2 separate regions of the Homo sapiens genome follow, and region 1 is linked to region 2. Evidence: read pairs that join two places in POLR2A ChIA-PET (ENCODE). Cell type or tissue: PC-3. All regions are shown on one strand. Links, peaks and the distances in the headings refer to the core of each region. The heading gives the core; the rest is flanking DNA.

The links. ChIA-PET counts read pairs that join two places held together with the same protein. Peaks named below come from ENCODE experiments on the same cell type or tissue, not always from the same donor. Only the 100,000 strongest peaks of a DNase experiment are listed, where the experiment ranks them.
Region 1: POLR2A ChIA-PET joins it to region 2 with 5 read pairs; 2 of 35 experiments call an interaction of 5 or more read pairs at or near these places.

Annotation. Positions count from the first base shown.
Region 1 is chr7:129,916,433-129,926,373 of GRCh38, reverse strand. The region is part of intron 1 of UBE2H (ubiquitin conjugating enzyme E2 H); the gene reads left to right. Among named protein-coding and RNA genes, the nearest start is that of UBE2H, 32 kb to the left of the region's middle. In PC-3, for the core only: no CTCF peak of the experiment used is centred there; a DNase peak (open chromatin) is centred at 2,413; H3K27ac peaks cover 347 bases.
Region 2 is chr7:129,685,237-129,695,177 of GRCh38, reverse strand. It overlaps NRF1 (nuclear respiratory factor 1), which reads right to left. Exons shown (of 11, transcript NM_005011.5): 5 at 4,632-4,772. Among named protein-coding and RNA genes, the nearest start is that of NRF1, 78 kb to the right of the region's middle. In PC-3, for the core only: no CTCF peak of the experiment used is centred there; a DNase peak (open chromatin) is centred at 4,267; H3K27ac peaks cover 1,470 bases.

The sequences.
Region 1 (9,941 bases), core at 1,042-9,041, 230 kb before region 2:
CCACACTGGGCTAATTTTGTATTTTTAGTAGAGAAGGGGTTTCTCCATGTTGGTCAGGCTGGTCTCGAACTCCTGACCTCAGGTGATCCACCCACCTCAGCCTCCCAAAGTGCTGGGATTACAGGCATGAGCCACTGTGCCGGGCCGAGGCCAGGAGTTTCAGACCAGCCTGGGCAACAGAGCAAGACCCTTTATCTTGAAAAGAAAAAATCATAGACTTTTTCAGATGTGTGACATTTGAAGAAGTAAAATACAGTGGAATAACTATAGGCTTCAGTCACAGATTGGATTTGTTATCTCTTTGCCTTGGTTTCCTCAACCGAAAAAGGAAGGAAATACTTATAATTTGTTTTGAGGTTATTTTATATGAAATGTATGTGAATGTATTTAGCATGTAATTGCTTACTGGACAGATCAGTTAGGAATTGTAGTTGGCTGGTAGTAACAGTTCTGGAATAATGTAGTTGTGATGGTAAGTTAGGGAGGCAGATAAGGGCGGGCTTCATGTCATCAGGGAATCCAGATTGCCGCAGTGTGTATTCCCAGCCCTCTTCAGTGCATTACTTAATCTTAAAGGCATCGCTTCTGCCATCACGTCACTGTTTCATGCAGTGGGAGGAAGAAAGGGGTGAATAGGCAGAAGGCTAAGAGCTAGCTGAGACTATTCCCCTCCTCCAATGACCAAAGGAACTTTTCTGAGTGTCCCTCCCTACACATTGCCCTGATCATCCTGAGCTAGAAGTGTCTCGTTGCAAGAAAGGCTGGGAAACAAGGCTCTTTGACTGCCCTGAATACAATCGGGGTTTTGATAGTAAGAAGGAGAGAATGGATACTGGGTTGGATCACGTACAGTGTCTTTCACAGTGAATGTTGTTTCGCTTTTTTCTTTCATTTACATATTTGGGAGCATTATTGTATAGGCCTAGCTCCCATGAACTGTCCCACATTGTGGATTTTATTTTTTTCTTGTTTTTTTTCCACCTGGAGAACACCGTGAATTTTTGTTTATGAATATCTTTTTTTTTTCGAGACTGAGTCTTGCTCTGTTGCCCAGTCTGGAGTGCAGTGGCGTAATCTTGGCTCACTGCAACCTCTGCCTCCTGGATTCAAGCAATTCTCTTCGTCAGCCTCCCGAGTAGCTGGGATTACAGGAGCTCGCCACTACGCCCAGCTAATTTTTGTATTTTTAGTAGAGACGGGGTTTCTCCATCTTGGCCAGGCTGGTCTTGAACTCCTGACCTCGTGATCCACCCACCTTGGCCTCCCAAAGTGCTGGGATTATAGGCGTGAACCACCGTGCCTGGCCATTTGTGAATATCTTATGTCTTTCGGGTTCTGCTTTGCTGGGGGACTGGGCTTATGTGATAAAATTACTTACCTTGAGCATTAAAGGAAAACAAAAAGTTAAACTTTTTTTTTTTTATTCATAGTTTAGCTTGTACCCTCAACCTTTAACTCAGAGGACCTGATTTGGGAGTTCAGCGGTGGTTGAAGGTTGGTAGAGGAGAGGCAGAGTGTTGGGAGGAAAGGAGACTGCCTGGAGGACCGTCCAGGGCTTTCGTCCTTGGCTCTGTGCGGCTCAGAGACCTTGGGGCTTTCACTTCCTTCTTGGGTTATCTGTGTCCTTATCTATCAAATAAGGAGTTGGTTTAGATGATTTTAAGTCTCTCCAACTTGAATATTCTGATTTTATATGTAGACATTATACATGCAACTCTTATTTTCTGTGTGTGTGTGTGTGTGTGTGTGTGTGTGTGAATGTAAAAGGCCTTCACAACCATATGTATACCTGGTATTGCCTTCTAGGGAATACAGAATTGAAGATAGAGTTATGACATAAAATCTCATTTTGAATCTTATTCTCTTTGCAGAGAAATATGCACAGTAAAACTAGATAAATTCTGCAATTTATTACCTTCTTGGTATGAATTTTTACTAGGGCTTTTTTAGAAGTTCAAAGTAGAAAACCTTTTAACACCTTCATTTGGAATTTTAAAATGTGGCAGTGAAATATTTCACATTCAGAAACCTGTGTTAATGTTAACTAGGAAAAGTCTCAGTCTTACGCCATTAGTAATGATGTGTTGTTATCCTTTCATTTCTAGAAATGGATCCCTGGAATTAGATGGAGTATTGTGAAAGTATAATTTTAAACAAATGTTTTTGTAGAGACAGGGTCTCACTATATTGCCCAGGCTGATCTCTAACTCCCAGGCTCAAGTGATCCTATTACTTTGGCCTCCTGAAGTGCTAGGATTGCAAGTGTGAACCACCATGCCCATCCTGAAGGTATAATTATTAAAATGCTATCCAGTGTTCATAATCTGCTTATCTAATAATTCAAATGCTTTGTTTGCCCTGCTGAGGTCAGACTTTGGCCTACTCTGTGAATGAATCAGTTTTTGCTGTTGTTACGGATGGTAGAGTTGAGTCAAGATGTTAATGGCCCTTGTCCAATATGGGGAGCTAGTTAAGAATGTCTTCTGATTCTATCCTGTGGAGTGAGAGTATCTATTTGTTCACTTGATGGAAACTTACAGTTCCCTCGTGTCTTGTTTCAGTTTTGTTTTTCATGTGGAATACATCTAGAGAGACAGTATGGCTTAGTGGATGGGACAGGCCCTTGTGAGAATTATTTCAAATAATTTTGTAATTTCAACCCAGTAAATTTCTCCATCACTGTTCCTGATCCCTGGCATTATGAACAATAGGTTTCAGAAAGCTTCCATGTTTTAGAACCTCTCCTACCTGAGATTACAGGTGTGAGCCACCACATCTGGCCAAGGTGTTATAGATTCTTTAACCTAAATTTGGCTTATTACTTGGAAATGTTATTGAGGAAATTGGTTATCAGTTTTATGATTTTCTAAATTACTATATAACTTCTAGTCACATAAAAAGTGTCTAAGCTTGTCCATAGCAAGAGAGGGCTGCTTCAAATTATGATTAATGATATTGCAGAACAAACTCTGGGTTGGTAGTAATATTTATTGGTTAAAATATAGTAGTAGGCCTTTAACATGGATATGACTGTAGATCTTTATTTTAGCTGCCACATAGTTGTGAATAAAACCAAACTTACGAAAAGCAGGTAAAACTTTATTTTATTTTGGAAGTTAGTTGATAAGGGTAATTCAGATTGAATTGCATAATAATGGCAATATTAAGTTTCTTGTTTAACAGTTATGGACTGGAAATTTTTCTTTCAGCACTTGGGAGGCCGAGGCGGGTGGATCACGAGGTCAGGAGATTGAGAACATCCTGGCTAACACGGTGGAACCCTGTCTCTACTAAAAATACAAAAAATTAGCTGGGCTTGGTGGCGGGTGCCTGTAATCCCAGCTACTCTGAGGCTGAGGCAGGAGAATAGCATGAACCTGGGAGGCGGAGCTTGCAGTGAGCCGAGATCATGCCACTGCACTCCAACCTGGGCGACAGAGCGAGACTCCTTCTCAAAAAAAAGAAAAAAAAGAAAAATCTCAGATACAAGCCAGGCACTGTGTGTGCACTTGTAGTCCCAGCTACTTGGGAGGCTGAGGCTGGAGGATCGTTTAAGCCCAGGAGTTCAAGTCAGTCTGGGCAATATAGCAAGATCCCCATCTCTAAAACAAAATAACTCAGATACATATAATTAGAATAGTATAAATAAATATCTGTATACCACCCTACTATGTAGACTCAATATTTTGCTATATTTGCTATCTCATATTTTTGGCTGAGCCATTTATAATTTGCAAATACTGTGAGACTTCAGTGTAAATACTTTAACATGCATCTTCAAAGAATAAGGACTGTTTTTCTGGGCACAGTGGCTCATGCCTGTAACCTCAGGATTTTGAGAAGCCGAGGCGGGTGGATCACTTGAGGTCAGGAGTTCGAGACCAGCATGGCCAAAATGTTGAAATCCCATCTCTACAAAAATTAGCCAGGCGTGATGGCGTCTGCCTGTAATCCCAGCTACTCAGAAGGTTGAGGCAGGAGAATCACTTGAGCCCAAGAGGCAGAGGTTACAGTGAGCCGAGATCATGCCATTGCATTCCAGCCTGGGTGCCAGAGCAAGACTCCATCTCAAAATAAAAATTAAAAGGCCAGGCACGGTGGCTCATGCCTGTAATCCTAGCACTCTGGGAGGCTGAGGTGGGTGGATCACCTGAGGTCAGGAGTTCAAGACCAGCCTGGCCAACATGGCAGAAACCCATCTCTACTAAAAATACAAAAATTAGCCAGGCGTGGTGGCTGGTGCACACCTGTAGTCTCAGCTACTCAGGAGGCTGAGGCAGGAGAATTGCTCCAACCCAGGAGGCAGAGGTTGCAGTGAGCCGAGATCGTGCCACTGCACTCCAGCCTGGGTGACAAAGTGAGACTGTCTAAAAAAAAAAAATTAAAAAAGAATAAGGACTTTTCTTACATAAACACAGTACCATTATCACACCAGAGGATATTAATAGTAACTTCAATTATATCATGTAATATCCATAGAGGAAATATTGAAATGGTGAGATGTTTTGTCTAGCCACTTTCAAAGAAAGAAAGCCTGTATTTTTACATTTTAAACAACAGTAATTAGACAAAGTTAGCGCCAAAAAGATTGGTTTGAAACCCATGCAATGTTAGTGGGAAAAATGTTCTCATTCATTCTAATAATTTATGAAGTCAGCTTTTTTTTTTTTTTTTTTTTTGTGACAGAGTCTCTTGTTGCCCAGGCTAGATGCAGTGGCGTGATCTCAGCTCACTACAACCTCTGCCTCCCAGGTTCAAGTGATTCTCCTGCCTCAGCCTCCCAAGTAGCTGGGACCACAGACGTGTGCCACCATGCCTGGCTAATTTTTTGTATTTTTAGTAGAGACAGGGTTTCACTGTGTTGGCCAGCCTGGTCTTGAACGCCTGACCTCAAGTCATCCGCCCGCCTCGGCCTCCCAAAGTGCTGGGATTACAGGCGTGAGCCACCATGCCCGGCAAAATCAGCTTTTAAATTAGGGTTTAAATTTGCTTTTGTAGCTGCATATTTTAAAAAGTTTGCTTGAGCCCAGCAGGTTGATCCTGCAGTGAGCTATGATTGCACCAATGCACTCCAGCCTAGGTGACAGAGTGAGACCCTGTCTCTAAATAGATGAGTCCATTTTTCTGCCCTTAGAAAATATAGAATGATGAGTACAATTGGACCCTCAAGAGTAAAGATCAGAGACAGTGACACAGTCTAGCAGAAAATAATGGTACCTGCTGCAAAGGGTCATTGTTACCAAGTAAGTGAAATTGTGTAGTAGTGGTTAGCACAGTATCTAACACATAAGCACACCAATGTTAGCTTTAAAAAAAAAAATCACGTGTAATATATATTGATTTGGAACTATAAACACCAGGACTTTTTTTTTTTAGAGGCAGAGAGTCTTGATAGGTTGTCCAGGTTGTTCTCAAACTCCTGGCCTCAAGTGATCCTCCCACTTTGACCACCTAAACAGTGAGCCACTGTGCCCGGCCAACACCAGGACATTTTAAAGATTGCTTTTTTTTTTTTTTTTTTTTTTGACTTTTTCTAGTCATTTGTTTATTACATTGTTTTCAATGACAAAATATTTTAAGCACCACAACAAATATGTGGAATAAAATAATGAACAGCATCCATTTCCCAGTTGTCAGATTTTAACATTGTCTTCAGAACTTTTTTTTGAGGTAATAACACCTGAAGTTACACTAAAGCCTCCTGTGATGTCTTTCCTGATTCCGCTTCCCTCCCTGTCTTCTTGAATTGTCATCATACCATTCATGTTTATTTTCTCATATATGTATGTATGTAGTATTTTGTATGTTTATATAAATATACATTTTGATTCAATATTACTTTTAAGATTTATTGATATTATTAGAAGTATTCTAGTAGCTTTACTTCATTTGTTTCCAGTTCATTTATATTGAGTTATATGTGTACCATATTTTTTCCATTTTGTTAATGCACATTTAGGTTATTTCCAGTTTTTCACCGTTATATACAGTGTCATAATTAACATTTATGAGTGTCTTTTTGAGCACATATGTGTTTTTCTGGGATAGTGTTTTTCAAGCCTTTTTTGTTCACTAGACACAGTAAGAAATGTATTTTACATTGATACCCAAAATATGTGTGTGTTTATTTGCATAATGTTCATATATATATGCATAAATATTTACATGTAATAGAAATTATAGTTTTATAAAATATTTACCCTGAAAAAATATTTACGCATACAATGTGAGAGATGCATACTTGAGATATGAATAAATATCCCTTCATTTAAAAATAAGCTGATCAGGACAATATTTGACAAATAATAGTCTAATGTATGTAACCTGAAGCAGAATTGCTGCTTTGACAGTGCTCATTTTCAGCTTGGCGAGAGATGAAAAATATCACTCTTCAAAGTAATTTTACCAAACTCACATTCCCATCAGCAACATATGAGAGTTCCTGTTTATTCATATCCACACCATCATTTATCCAGCTTTCTAACATTTTGCCTATCTGATGGATGTGAAATGGTATCCCAGTGTTTTCTCAGTTTATTTTCTAGTCAAATATTTTTGGTGCCTTCTTTCTGTCAGACCCTGTGCAAAGCAGTAAAGATGGTAACAAGAGAGGTGAGACATGGCTTTCCTATTCTAGGGAGCTTGCATTCTAGGAGAGAGATGAACTTTGTCTCCCAGTGAGTGGCAAAGGGACACACAACGGGGTGCAATGTGCAGCCTGCCTAGGGAAATGGGGCTGTTCCAAGAGATGAAGTTTGACCTTGGTCTTGAAAGATGAGTGGGCATTTTCAGAGAGCTGTGGAGTTGAGGGGCATTCCGGGTGGAGGGGAGGCAAAGGCATAGAGCTGTAAAACCACATTATTCAAGAAACTTAATGAGTGTTCATGACTGTAGAGTCCCAGGATTGGTGAGGCCAAGGAATAAGCAGAGGAGAGCCTGCAGATATGGAGGCAGGTGGAGTTGTATGCTGCCGGCACCAGACTCATTGAAGGTTTTAAGTAGGGTGTTAACAGGAGTTTTATTTTGTTTTTACAAGTCTAGGAATGGATTCTGGTATTAAACGTGATGGTCAATCAAGTTTTTGTCTTAATTTCAGTTTCAAACGCATTAGCTTAGCTGTTTACTATAGTCTTTTTGAAACAGGTAGATAATAGAAATTATTATATTTCCTTTGAACTAGAGTTGGTCATTTTCTATTCTTTCCTAGCATATGACACATTTCCTTTCATCCATGTGCCTTGTTTTTTGGTGCTTTTTTTTTTTTTTTTTTTTTACTTTGTTTTTGTTTTTGAGACAAGGTCTTGCTCAGTTACCCAGGCTTGAGTGCAGTGACACAATCATAGCTCACTGCAGCCTCGACCTCTCGGGCTCAAGTGATCCTTCTACCTCAGCCACCTCAGTAGCTGGTACTATAGGCGTATACTACCACACCTGGCTAAATTTTGTATTTTTTTGTAGAGATGGGGTTTCACCATGTTGCCCAGGCTGATTTCAAACTCCCGGGCTCAAGTGATCTACCTGCCTCAACCTCCCAAAGTGCTGGGATCACAGGCAAGAACCACAGTGCACAGCCTTCTTTCTTTTCTTTCTTACATGTTAAACATATACATAGAGAAAGGGTCTACATTGTATAGGCTGGTTGTGAGCTCCTGGCCTCAAGCATCCAGCCCATGCTCCTTAGTTTTCAGTGGGACAACAAATGGTCTTCACAGGTGTTTTTTATTGTCAAATATGAATAGGTATAGCTTTGTACAGGTTGGTAATTTTAAGAATTTGGATTTTGGGGCCGGGCACTTGAGCCTGACCAACATGGCAAAACCCTGTCTCTATTTTAATAAAAATACAAAAATTAGCTGGGTGTGGTGGCACATGCCTGTAATCCCAGCTACTCAGGAGGTTGAGCATGAGAATCATTTGAACCCAGGAGGCAGAGGTTGCAGTGAGTCTTGATTGTGTTGCTGCACTCCATCCTGGGTGACAGAGCAAGACTGTCTCAAAAAAAAAAAAAAAAGAATTTGGATTTTTTGGACAATGTCTTTCATGAGGATACTTTCAGTCTTTATCTCTTACTCTTGCTACATTGTATGTAGCAAGTATGGATATAGTTAAAAGAACTTCCTTTAGAAAGCTGGAGTGCCTCCTGTTAATCAACTGTATGTGCGTGCATGTATATATAAAGGTGATGATATGAGAGATTGCTTTGGACTTCTTGCAGCTTTTGGCATTCCTGGGCTGCCAGTCCCTTTTTAATAGGAGCATTTGTCTTGCTTTAAGACATGAAAGTTTGAGGCCTGCCAGTGTCTAATAAAAGCAGTTTTTGGAGAGCAAATTACAGAGAGTCGTGTTTTGAAATTCTCAGTGCCTTAAAAGAATAGATGTGAACCATAGCATGGAATAGTAAGCACTTATTCGCGTGTGCATACTTGATACTAGCTTTTGGTGAGAAGTCTCACACTTGTGCTAGTGTTAAGGAGCGTATTCAAAGGTATGTTGGTATGTTCATTGAGATGCAGGGGCAACACTGAGCATTGTGTAGATCCTATTTTTAATTTAGGAGAATCCTATGCAGGTAGGTTAACTTTTTTAAACCTTACAGTTCAAAGTTGTTGTTTTTTTACCCCTCCTTTTCACCTCCCAGTTCAAAGTTTTAATTGTGTTTCCTAGCTCCTTGATATTTAACAATTACATACTTCCCTGCTCTCTCTAAAATAAAGGCTTTTTATTAGTTCAGGATTTAGTCCAGGGAGACCTTTTACTGCGTGAACCATGCTTGAGATGAAAAGAACTAGACAGAAGCATGTATTGCCCAGTGTCCCTGCCTGTGCCCTTTCTTCTCAGAAAACCCTGGCTAGTTGATTGTCTCAGCCTCATGGTCTTTTGTTACCACCAACCTCCCTGCACCCCAGACTCCAGCAGGCACACACACATCTGCACACACACAGTTTAGCTGATGGAGAAGGAGTAGGGATGTGAGGGTGTGTCCTCAGGGTAGGGGCTGGGACTATTTCATTTTCTTTCTGTCTTCAGCAAATGTAATGCATGTTAACACCTTGGCAGTAAAAGTGGGCTGGATCAGTTGGATACAAGGTGACTGTTCTAAAATAAAATGAAAAACAGCATAATCTCGAATTTGTAGGCAACATGTGAGACCCAGCAAATGGAACTTTTTGTTTGTTTGTTTGAGACGGAGTCTCGCTTTGTTGCCAGGCCGGAGTGCAGTGGCACGATCTCGGCTCACTGCAACTTCCACCTCCCAGGTTCAAGCAATTCTCCTGCCAGTAGCTGGGACTACAGGCACCTGCCACCATGCCCAGCTGTGTTTTTTTTTTTTTTTTTGGAGACGGAATCTTGCTGTGTCGCCCAGGCTGAAGTGCAGTGGTGTGATCTCGGCTCACTGCAAGCTCCGCCTCCCAGGTTCACGCCATTCTCCTGCCTCAGCCTCCAGAGTAGCTGGGACTACAGGCGCCCGCCACCACTCCTGGCTAATTTTTTGTATTTTTGGTAGAGATGGGGTTTCACCGTGTTAGCCAGGATGGTCTTGATCTCTTAACCTCTTGATCCCCCTTCTTGGCCTCCCAAAGTGCTGGAATTACAGGTGTGAGCCACCGCTCCCAGCCGCAAATGGAACTTTTGCAGGTGGTTTGGCCATTAGCCGTGTACATGCTTAGAGTGTGTTTAGGCTAGTGGACAGGATGTTCTCTGTGTGTACTGTGTAACCTTGAGGCTTTGCGTCTATTTCTATTTCCCTAGAAATGAAATCTAAAACAGGCTGCTTTCCTTCCCCCTAGCTTTCCAAACAAAAGTAAGGCTTGTAGATGTGAACTAGACTGTTGCAAAGTTCTGGAGAGGATGGCTGTGGTTTGGGATTTGATTTTTGGTAGGCTTTTTTTTTTTTTTTTAATTGTTAGAACTTGAGTGTGATAAATGGCTTCTTTTTTTTT
Region 2 (9,941 bases), core at 1,076-9,075:
TTTTTAAATCTCCCAAAAGAAACAGAAAAATAAAGCCCTAAACTCCTCAAATTACAGTATATAAAAAATGCTACTTTACAATCAGTTTTTTAATTTAACATACCACAAATATAATTCACTGCAATAAAGAGCAAATCATCATTTTTAGTGTCTAACAGTTCACGGAATCATCTCTTTTGGGCTATGCTGCTCGTCTTCCTATATAAATTCTAAACACCATCATAATTTAACCAATCACATTGTTCCCAATTTTCCTATTGTAAGCATGCTGTAATAAACAATGTACATCTGTGTTTAACTGGAGGGCATGATACACACCTTTTAGACTTTGATATGCATTGCCAACCTGCCATCTAGAGAAAGTGTACCAATCTGCATTCTCACTAACAGTGTATTAAACTGCTTGCAGTCCCATACCCTTGTCTATCTAGGTTTGGGTGGAAATAAAACCCTCCTTTTACTCCCATTAATAGTGAAAGTCTTTAGGATCAATTATAAAAGAGAGCTATTGGCTGGGCGCAGTGGCTCGTGCCTGCAATCCCAGCACTTTGGGAGGCCAAGATGGGAGAATCACTCAAGGTCAGGAGTTCAAGAGCAGTCTGGTCAACGTGGTGAAACCCTGTCTCTACTAAAAATCCAAAAAAAATTAGCCAGGCATGGTGGCGCATGCCTGTAGTCCCAGCTACTCAGGAGGCTGAGGTGGGAGAATTGCCTCAATCTGGAAGGCGGAGGTTGCAGTGAGCCGAGATCGTGCCATTGCACTCCAGCCTGGGCAACAGAGTGAGACTCCATCCCCAAAAAAAAAGAGAGACAGAGACAAAGAGGAGCTATTTAGCTCAAGTTAAGAAAAAAGTATTCAATGAAAACAAACAACAATAAAACGTTGAGGGGGGAAAATGCCAGGATCCAAATACTTGGAAATTCCCATTCAATTGGGAGCTGGGTTTTTCATCATCCTGCTCCCTCTTCCTCCTCATTTGTTTGTTTTATTTTATTTGTTATGGTTGACTTTTTAGTCATCATCTTTGGTAAGAAGGGGAAAGAGGGAGCATATGATAGAGAAAATGTGCACCTCCAACAAAGTATCTATGAGTTTGACAACTGAGATCCAGCTCCTCATTCACCAGCACACCAAGCTCTACTGAGTGTGGTTTTGACAAATATGGAAAACAACACTTTCAAATGTCTTACCTCCAAAATGATAATAACTAAACTGTTTGCTGACTTTTGTGGCCAATCCACGATGATATAATATAATCAAAACCTCAGACTGCTTTACCCTAACACACCAAATGTGACAAAGAACAAAAAATACCCATCACAGGAGAGGAGTTTACCTAACACAGTATTAGAAACCAAAGGCTTAGGCAGTAGATGTACTTTACATCTGAGACAGAGTAGATTCTTCACATCAACTAGATAAAAATAATTCACTTTATGTTTTCTTTACTTGAACCAGTCAGAATGCCTCTAGAAACAGAATAATAGAAACTGTAAAAAGACAGTAAAGAAAAGTTTAGATCGGGGTGTCCAATCTTTTGGCTTCCCTAGGCCACATTAGAGGAAGAATTATCTTGGGCCACACATAAAATACACTAACATTAATAACAGCCAATGAGCTGAAGAAAAAAAAAACGCCAAAAAATCTCATAATGTTTTAAGAAAGTTTACGAATTTGTGTTGGGCCACATTCAAAGCCATTCTGGGTCACATGCGTCTTGCGGGACGTGGGTTGGACAAGCTTGGTTTAGATATGCTTTCCTTTCTGAACCACTATTTAGAGATCCTTCCAGTGTCCACAGAAAGGGCTATGAATCCAACAATCAAAAGATCACTATTTAGGTTTATATTTATAAAATATAGTATTACTTCAGACCAAGTTGCTGGTTCAGATGGAATAAAAAATAAAAGTGCCACCCCTGAGCAGCAGCGTCAGCGTCCACACTGAGTAAACAACTGCCCAGGGGACTTGCGATCCTGTTCCCCACCACTGCGCTTAACTCATTTTTGCTCTAACTCTGAAGTCATTTACTGAACAGATACTATTATTTAGATAACATGTTATTTCAGAAGCTGAGCAGCTATACTGAACAGAAGTAAAGGACAGAAACTAAATTCCTGAAATTCTAGCTGGGGAGACCACAAATAAGTATACAAGTTAATAAATGAGACAATTCCAGGTAGTAACAAGTGTTATACAGACAAGAACACAGAGGATGTATTAGTGGCTTGGTAGGGAGAAGAAAGCTTCATTTAGGTGGGATAATCAAGAAAGGCTTGTCTCAGAGGTGATATTTGAGCTAGACTTTGAATAAGATAAAGTCCATCATGCAATCATCTGGGAGAACAATACTCAGGCAAAGGGAACAGCAAAAGCAAAATAACGGATGCAGGGTGTTTGAGGAAAAGAGGGCTACAGTGGCCGCAGCCCAGTGACTGAGGGGAAGATGATGAGGCAGGAAGAGGTCAGATTACATAGGGCCTTCAAAGCCATGGCAGAGTCTGAATTTGATTCTAGGAATAGTGGAAAACCATTACAGGGCTTAAACAAGGAAGTGATATGGCCTGAATTAAATAAATAAATAAATTTATTCATTCATTCATTCATTATTCACTCATTTATTTGAGGCAGGATCTCGCTCTGTCACCTAGGCTGGAGTGCAGTGGCACAATCTCGGCTCACTGCAGCCTCAACCTCTGGGGCTCAAACGATCCTCCCACCTCAGCCTTCCAAGTATTTGAGACTACATGCATACACCACCATGGCCCCAGCTAATTTTTGTATTTTTTGTAGAGACAAAAAAAATACCAGCCTGCTGCCCAGGCTGATATCGAACTCCTGGACTCAAGGGATCCTCCTCTTGATTACAGGCATGAGCTACAACGTCCGGCATGATTTAAGTTTTTTAAAAAACTACTATGATGGCTACATGGAGAATGGACTGCAGCAGACCACAGTGGATAGGCTATATGAGAGATGCTAAAGGCTTGGACTTGGGTGCTGATGGGAAGTGAGAAGAATGGCCAGAGTCAGGGTACATTTCAGAGGTGAACTGACATGACCTGCCACCGGGAGGGTGGCAGGGGAATGTGGAGGGAGAGGGCAAAACAAGGAAATCAGGATTACTTCTATACTGGGACTTGAGCAACCAGATGGACAGTAGTTCGATTAACTGATATGGGGAACGCCTGGAGAGGAACAGATGTGGAGTGGAGAGTAGGAACAACCAAAGGTTCTGTTTGGGGCGTGTGAGGACCAGACATCTAACAGTGAGGGTAAACTGGGTGAAAACAGCATATCGATGATCAGGTAAGAAGAGGAAGAGGGGCCCCAGAAGGGATGAGGGGAGCACCTAGTGAAGGATGAGGATCTTCAGAAGAGGGTGTGGTCAAGAGACAGAGAGAAGATGCTTTAAGGAGTAATCAACTATGTCAAATGCTGCTGAAGACTGAATAAGATAAGGAAAAAAACCTGACAAGTGGATTTAGCAAGATAGAAGTAAATTAATAAAGAAATAGGGTGGGCTGGGTGTGGTGGCTCACGCCTGTAATCCCAGCACTTTGGGAGGCCGAGGCAGGCGGATCACATGAGGTCAGGAGTTTGAGACGATCCTGGCTAACACAGCAAAACCCCATCTCTACTAAAAAAACAAAAATTAGCCAGGTGTGGTAGCCCGCACCTATAATCACAGCTATTCGGAGGCACGAGTAGCGCTTGAACCCAGGAGGCGGAGGTTGCAGTGAGCCAAGATCACACCACTGCCCTCCAGCCTGGGCCACAGCTCGAGACTCTGTCTCAAAAAAAAAAAAAAATAATAATAATAATAAATAAATAAATAGGGTGGGAAAATATGTTAAAAAGGTGTTTGATTTTGATGAAGCTAAACTAAAAATATATAAAGGGGATAATTTCATAAAAATTACTAAGGTATGCTGATTTATCATGCTAAGTACATTTTTGACTTCCCTTCTTAAAGGAAGAGGAAATCAGGCTGGCACAGTGGCTCATGCCTGTAATCCCAGCACTTTGGGAGGCTGAGGCAGGAGGATCGCTTGAGCCTAGGAGTTTGAGATCAGCCTGGGCAACACAGTGAGACCCTCATCTTTAGAAATCGTAAAATTTAAATAAAAATTTTAAAAAGGAAGAGGAAATCAACGACTCAGAAGACTGTCACTCTGACTTTTACATTCTTGCGGAAGGAAGCTGTACTTAGTAATAATTATGGAAGTATTTAGAATTTACATTGAAAGAGGAGCAGAGCAGCCCGAGGGCTAAAAGTTTACTTGGCTACCTTGACTGTGATTCATTAAACTCCTAATGTTCTTTTGTTCAGACCAACCCCAAGCTAAAAGTTTTTTTGTTTTTTTTTAAATCCAACCCAAAGGCCCAAGTGAAAGGGAAAAAAAAACTGCCAGAAGAAAGAGGAGACCACAGCCATGCCCTTGGTTGGGAGCACTTTTCTGGCACTATAATGTCTTTTCCAAGGCTGCTACTGTTTCACTACAAGACTCCAGTCAGCATCTCACTCCCTGGTCAGATCACTGAGGACAAAATGCAGAAAAGTGATCAGAGGCCCGCCCACACCTGTGCCACTTGTCTTTGAGTCTCCTCCTCACCTCCCACCCCTCACCTGGGTCATTTTGTCCACAGAGACTGGAATTCCGTCGATGGTGAGAGGCGGCAGTTCTGAGTTAACCTCCTGTGGCGCAGGGGCGTGTTCTGCCAGAGCAGACTCCAGGTCTTCCAGGATCATGCTCTTGTACTTACGCACCTGCAGGGAATTAAGGGCAGAAGTAAACAAGATGCCCAACAACCAGGGAGGATTGGTGCCAAGCAACAAGAGAGTGGGTGGGGCTGGCCTTCCTGAGCCATTGCATAGCCTTAAAAACAAACACTTCTACAAGCAAATAAAAATACCCACTGGTCCCAAAGACATCATACTGAACATAATTAAATGAAAAGATGATGAAATTGCAGGTAACAACAATAGAAGAGAGCCAGTGAAAAAATTTTCCAGAAATACTGCTTCTTAGTCAAAATCACATTTTCTCAATGAGGGTGCCATTGCCTGTTCCAGGTCTAACAGGCATGGTATTCATGGTTCTGCATTTCCCAGGCCATTGCTTGAACAACCAGCTGTGGCAGCTCATCACCAAAATCATTTTCAAGATCTTCAAGGACTTACATTTCTAAAACTTAAAGTAACCAATTCATTCAAAACTGCTGCTACATTCCTGCAAAGCCAGACTACCAAACAGACAGGAGATTCAAGCATACAAGAGACTGGACTGAAAAGAATCAGAGAAAAAAAACTGATAGGTGTATGTTGTAGCTGAGTGCCACTACTGGTAAGGCCCGGGCCAAAGGGAGCCCCATAGGTCAAATCTCCCTTGCTTCTGGTAGGGCTTGGTGACAGAAGTGAACCTCCAACCCATGACGCCTTTAGCTCTAGCCCAGGTTGGAACCAGATATTGTTGTTCGTTGTCTGCATTCCCACTACTGCCAGTTACATGTCTCAACTTAACAGTAACACACTGGACATGCACACATTCGATCATGAACAGAAAGGGTGGACAGACGCTGGGTCTTCCAACCACCAATATAATGGGTTCATCTGAATGCCTGGAACTTGGGAGAGGAAAAAATGGGTTCATTCACTTAGGAGAATACACAAGGGGTATGAGGATACCTCTGGGAATAACAAAGAAGCCATGGAATTATGGAAATGTGACAAGTGGGCTAGGAAATTAACTTGCTTTCTGGGCTCAAGGCACTATTTTAGGGAAACAAATGGAAGAGAAAATGAGGTTTGACTAGAAGTTCCAGCAATGTTTGAATCCTGGGTTGTCTGCTGAGTGGGCTGGACTCTATACACTTCCTTATAAATACCTCATTATGTGGATTAAAAAAGAAAAATTCCCATACTCTACCCCAAGCATCTGGAAAAATAAATATTATTACTGGCTACATGGTGCAACTTCTGCAGTTGAAGAATCCTCCAAATAGGTCAATAACTAAGGGGATAAGAGAAAAATAGCACAAACTGGTAGACTCATTATCTTTCCAGAGATTCAGTTGTATCCTGGTCTCTAATAAAAAATAAAGTTTCAAAAATTATTGCCATTATATTTATTGCAACATAAGCAGCTGATGTTGCCACAGCAACTTTACAGGATTGTATTTTCTGCTATGTTCCTGTAGTCTAGATAGTATTTATGCTGCCTACTCACACACACACACACACAAATGAATCTTATAAGCCTAGTGATATGGTTTGGCTCTATGTCCCCACCCAAATTTCATCTTGATTGTAATTCCTACATTCTGAGGGAGGGACCTGGTGGGAGGTGACTGGATCATGGGGGCAGTTTCTCCCATGTTGTTCTCGTGATAGTGAGTTCTCATAAGAGCTGATGGTTTAAAAGTGTTTGGCAGTTCCACCGGCATTCCCTCTCCGCACCTGTCTCTCTTTGTCTCTCTCTCTGTCTCTCTCCTGCCACTATGTAAGACGTGCCTTGCTTCCCCTTCTGCCATGATTGTTAAGTTTCCTGAAGCCTCCCTAGCCATGTGGAACTGTAAGTCAATTAAACCTCTTTTATTTATAAATTACCCAGTCACAGTTAGTTCTTTATAGCAGTGTGAAAACGGACTAATACACCTAGCTTCTGGTCTTAGAACTTTAAGGTTTATAAGGTTAAATCCTTCTATTAGGTATAAGCCAATAGGAAGAATGATCATATTAGAAAAACAGGCTGTGTGCAGTGGCTCACACCTGTAATCCCAGCACATTGGGAAGTTGAGGCAGGCAGATCCCTTGAGCCCAGGAGTTTGAGACCAGCCTAGGCAACATGGTGAGACCCTGTGTCTACTAAAAATACAAAAATTAGCCAGGCATGGTAGTGCGCACCTGTGGTCCCAGCTACTCGGGAGGCTGAGGTAGGAGGATGGCTTAAGCCCAGGAGGTGGAGGTTGCAGTGAGCCAAGATAGTGCCACTCCAGCCAGGGTGACAGAGCCAGACCTTGTCTCAAAAATAAATAATTTTAAAATAAAAACAAACTTCATCTGGCTTTTAGAAACACCTGGCATTCAAAAATGGAAAATCATTAGGTTACTACTTCTTTATTAGCCAGTTTCAAACAATTTCAGCCATTTTTATGAGTCAGCTTATCAGTGCTATATAATTCTTTTAAAACATCTTTTGTTTGTTTGTTTTTTAGTGCTAGTAGAGCATCCCTAAGTAATTTGCAACAAAACAACTTCAGGTATTACCAAAGCATTTCTATCTAAGCTTGCTTACTAAAGTTAAGTAACCTTCTCAGAATTACTGACCTCATGTTTTAATTCTATCTGATCTATCAATTCTGAGATGCATTTTTCTTTCATATTTATCAGTCTTCTGAAATTGGGATACATCTTAAAATTGCTATGGACAAGGCAACAACAGGGCATAGCTGTCATTGCCTGCAGCCATGTGAACATGTTTGCTATCCCTGGCCTTTTTACTCAACAAATCATTTAGCACCATTTCAGAAGAGAATGTGAGTCTTGGCTGTTGTCTACTACCTTCCCAATGACAATTTCTGTTAAGATCAAGAAGCATCGCCAGGCACGGTGGCTCACGCCTGTAATCCCAGCACTTTGGGAGGCCGAGGCGGGCAGATCACCTGAGGTCAGAAGTTCGAGACCAGCCTGACCAACATGGTGAAACCCTGTCTATACTAAAAATACAAAAATTAGCTGGGCGTGGTGGTGGGCGCCTGTAATCCCAGCTACTTGGGAGGCTGAGGTAGGAGAATTGCTTGAACCCGGGAGGTGGAGGTTGCAGTGAGCTGAGATTTGCACCATTGTACTCCAGCCTGGGCAACAGGGTGAGACTCCGCCTCAAAAAAAAAAAAAAAAGGACTTGCATCAAACCTGTTGCTGCTTGGGGGCAAAAATTCAGACAATAACAGAGCACTTTTTAAAGAAATATAGCATTGCCTGTTTTCATGATGGCACAGAGGACAATATTACATGAAAAAACACAGACAATGATGACTGAAACAAGAAGTAATTCAAAAGGGTTGGACTCTGAATGTGAAGAAGTTTTAGGAATACCTTATTTCACTTACATTTTCCTTTTTATATATGTATACAAAAATGATATATGATTAAAAGCTATGTCTAAGCCTTGAAAGAGCTCTTTCAATAAGTAGAAAATAAAAATTCTAAGTGATAGCATTGTGTCAACATTTATCAATGTTTTTTCTTTCTTCATAGTACACAAATAACAGCACATCTTATAATCAATGGTGTCACAGATGAGATAAAATACAGGTTTGTGTTCCAACTTATGCCTCCTATTCCAAAAACCATAGCTTACGCCTTTGTCACTTCATACCAACATGTCAATTGGTTGCACAACTAAGGTAAACAACCACTTAAATCAAAATCAGTTACCATTCTCTTGCCTCAATTCATCTTGTATACCACTGCCATTTGAAATTTTGGAAACACTTATTGTCATCAAACACCGTTTATTGAGCACTTACTTTGTGCCAAGCACTACATGTGTTGTCTCAAATAATCCTTACCATAATTCTATAAGGAAAATATTATGTTCATTTTGCAAATAAGAAAACTGAGGCTTAATAAACTTAAGTAACTTTCTCCAAATCATATTAACTAGTAAGAAGTGTAGCCAAAAATCAAACAAATTTTTATGTAGCTCTAAAGCTGGTATATTTAGCCACATCACTATCATTTATCTTTTTTTCTCAAGAAACTGCTATAGTTCCTCACTTCTTATAGGACAAAGTCCAAGTTTCTCTGGCCAGCATTTCAATCTTTCCAATTATTTATTTTTCCAATACTCCTTTGCCAGAGCCTCCAGATAAAGTTGTGCCTGCCTAACCCTGGAGACTATGTGAATGACACCTCTTGAGCTCCCAGCATACAACCTCCATGGAGTCCTATACTGAGCAACTTTGCTCACCTTCTTCCTTCTTTAGCTGCCCAACCTCGTCGCTCACCTTGGCATCTAGCAAGTTCTCTTCTTTGAAACTTCTAAAGACCTTTTTTTTTTTTTTTTTTTTGAGATACAGTCCTACTCTGTTGCCTAGGCTGGAGTGCAGTGGTGTGATCTCGGCTCACTGCCACCTCCATCTCCTGGGTTCAAGAGATTCTCCTGCCTCAGCCTCCTGAGTAGCCAGGATTACAGGTGCCTGCCACCATGCCCGGCTATTTTTTTGCATTTTTAGTACAGACAGGGTTTCAACCAGGCTGGTCTCAAACTCCTGACCTCAAGTGATCTGCCCACCTAGACCTCCCAAAGTGCTGGGATTACAGACATGAGCCACCACATAAATCTGCTTCTTATCCAAATATTTTCCATTTTTCTAGGCCCAATTCAATTCCCACTTGCTCTGAAAAAACTTCCCAAGTATCCTTGCCATAATTCTCTTCCTCCTTTAAATTCCTACTGACACAAATAAACATGTGTCACTTATACTGTTATTTCCAGAATACACTATACACAACCAGTGCATGACATTGCTGAGCATAGGGACCAGGTCTTTTGCTTATTTTTCATACACACACACACACACACACACACACACACACACACACACACACACACTTGAATGAGACAGGGTCTTACATGTTGCCCAGGCTGAAATATAAAATATTTTAAATATACATATACAGGTAACACATTAACAAACATTTTATAATTACCAGAGATGGAGGGTGTTTAGGGTATTTGCAGGAGCCATTAGAGTTTTATTTTGTTTTGTTCTTTGAAACAAGGTCTTGCTCTGTCACGCAGGTTTGTTCACTGCAGCCTCGAATTCCTGAGCTCCAGTGATCCTCCCACCTCAGCCTCCCAAGTAGCTGGGATCACAGGTGTGTGCCACCACACTTGGCTAATTTTCAAAATGTTTGCTATAAGGTCACTGG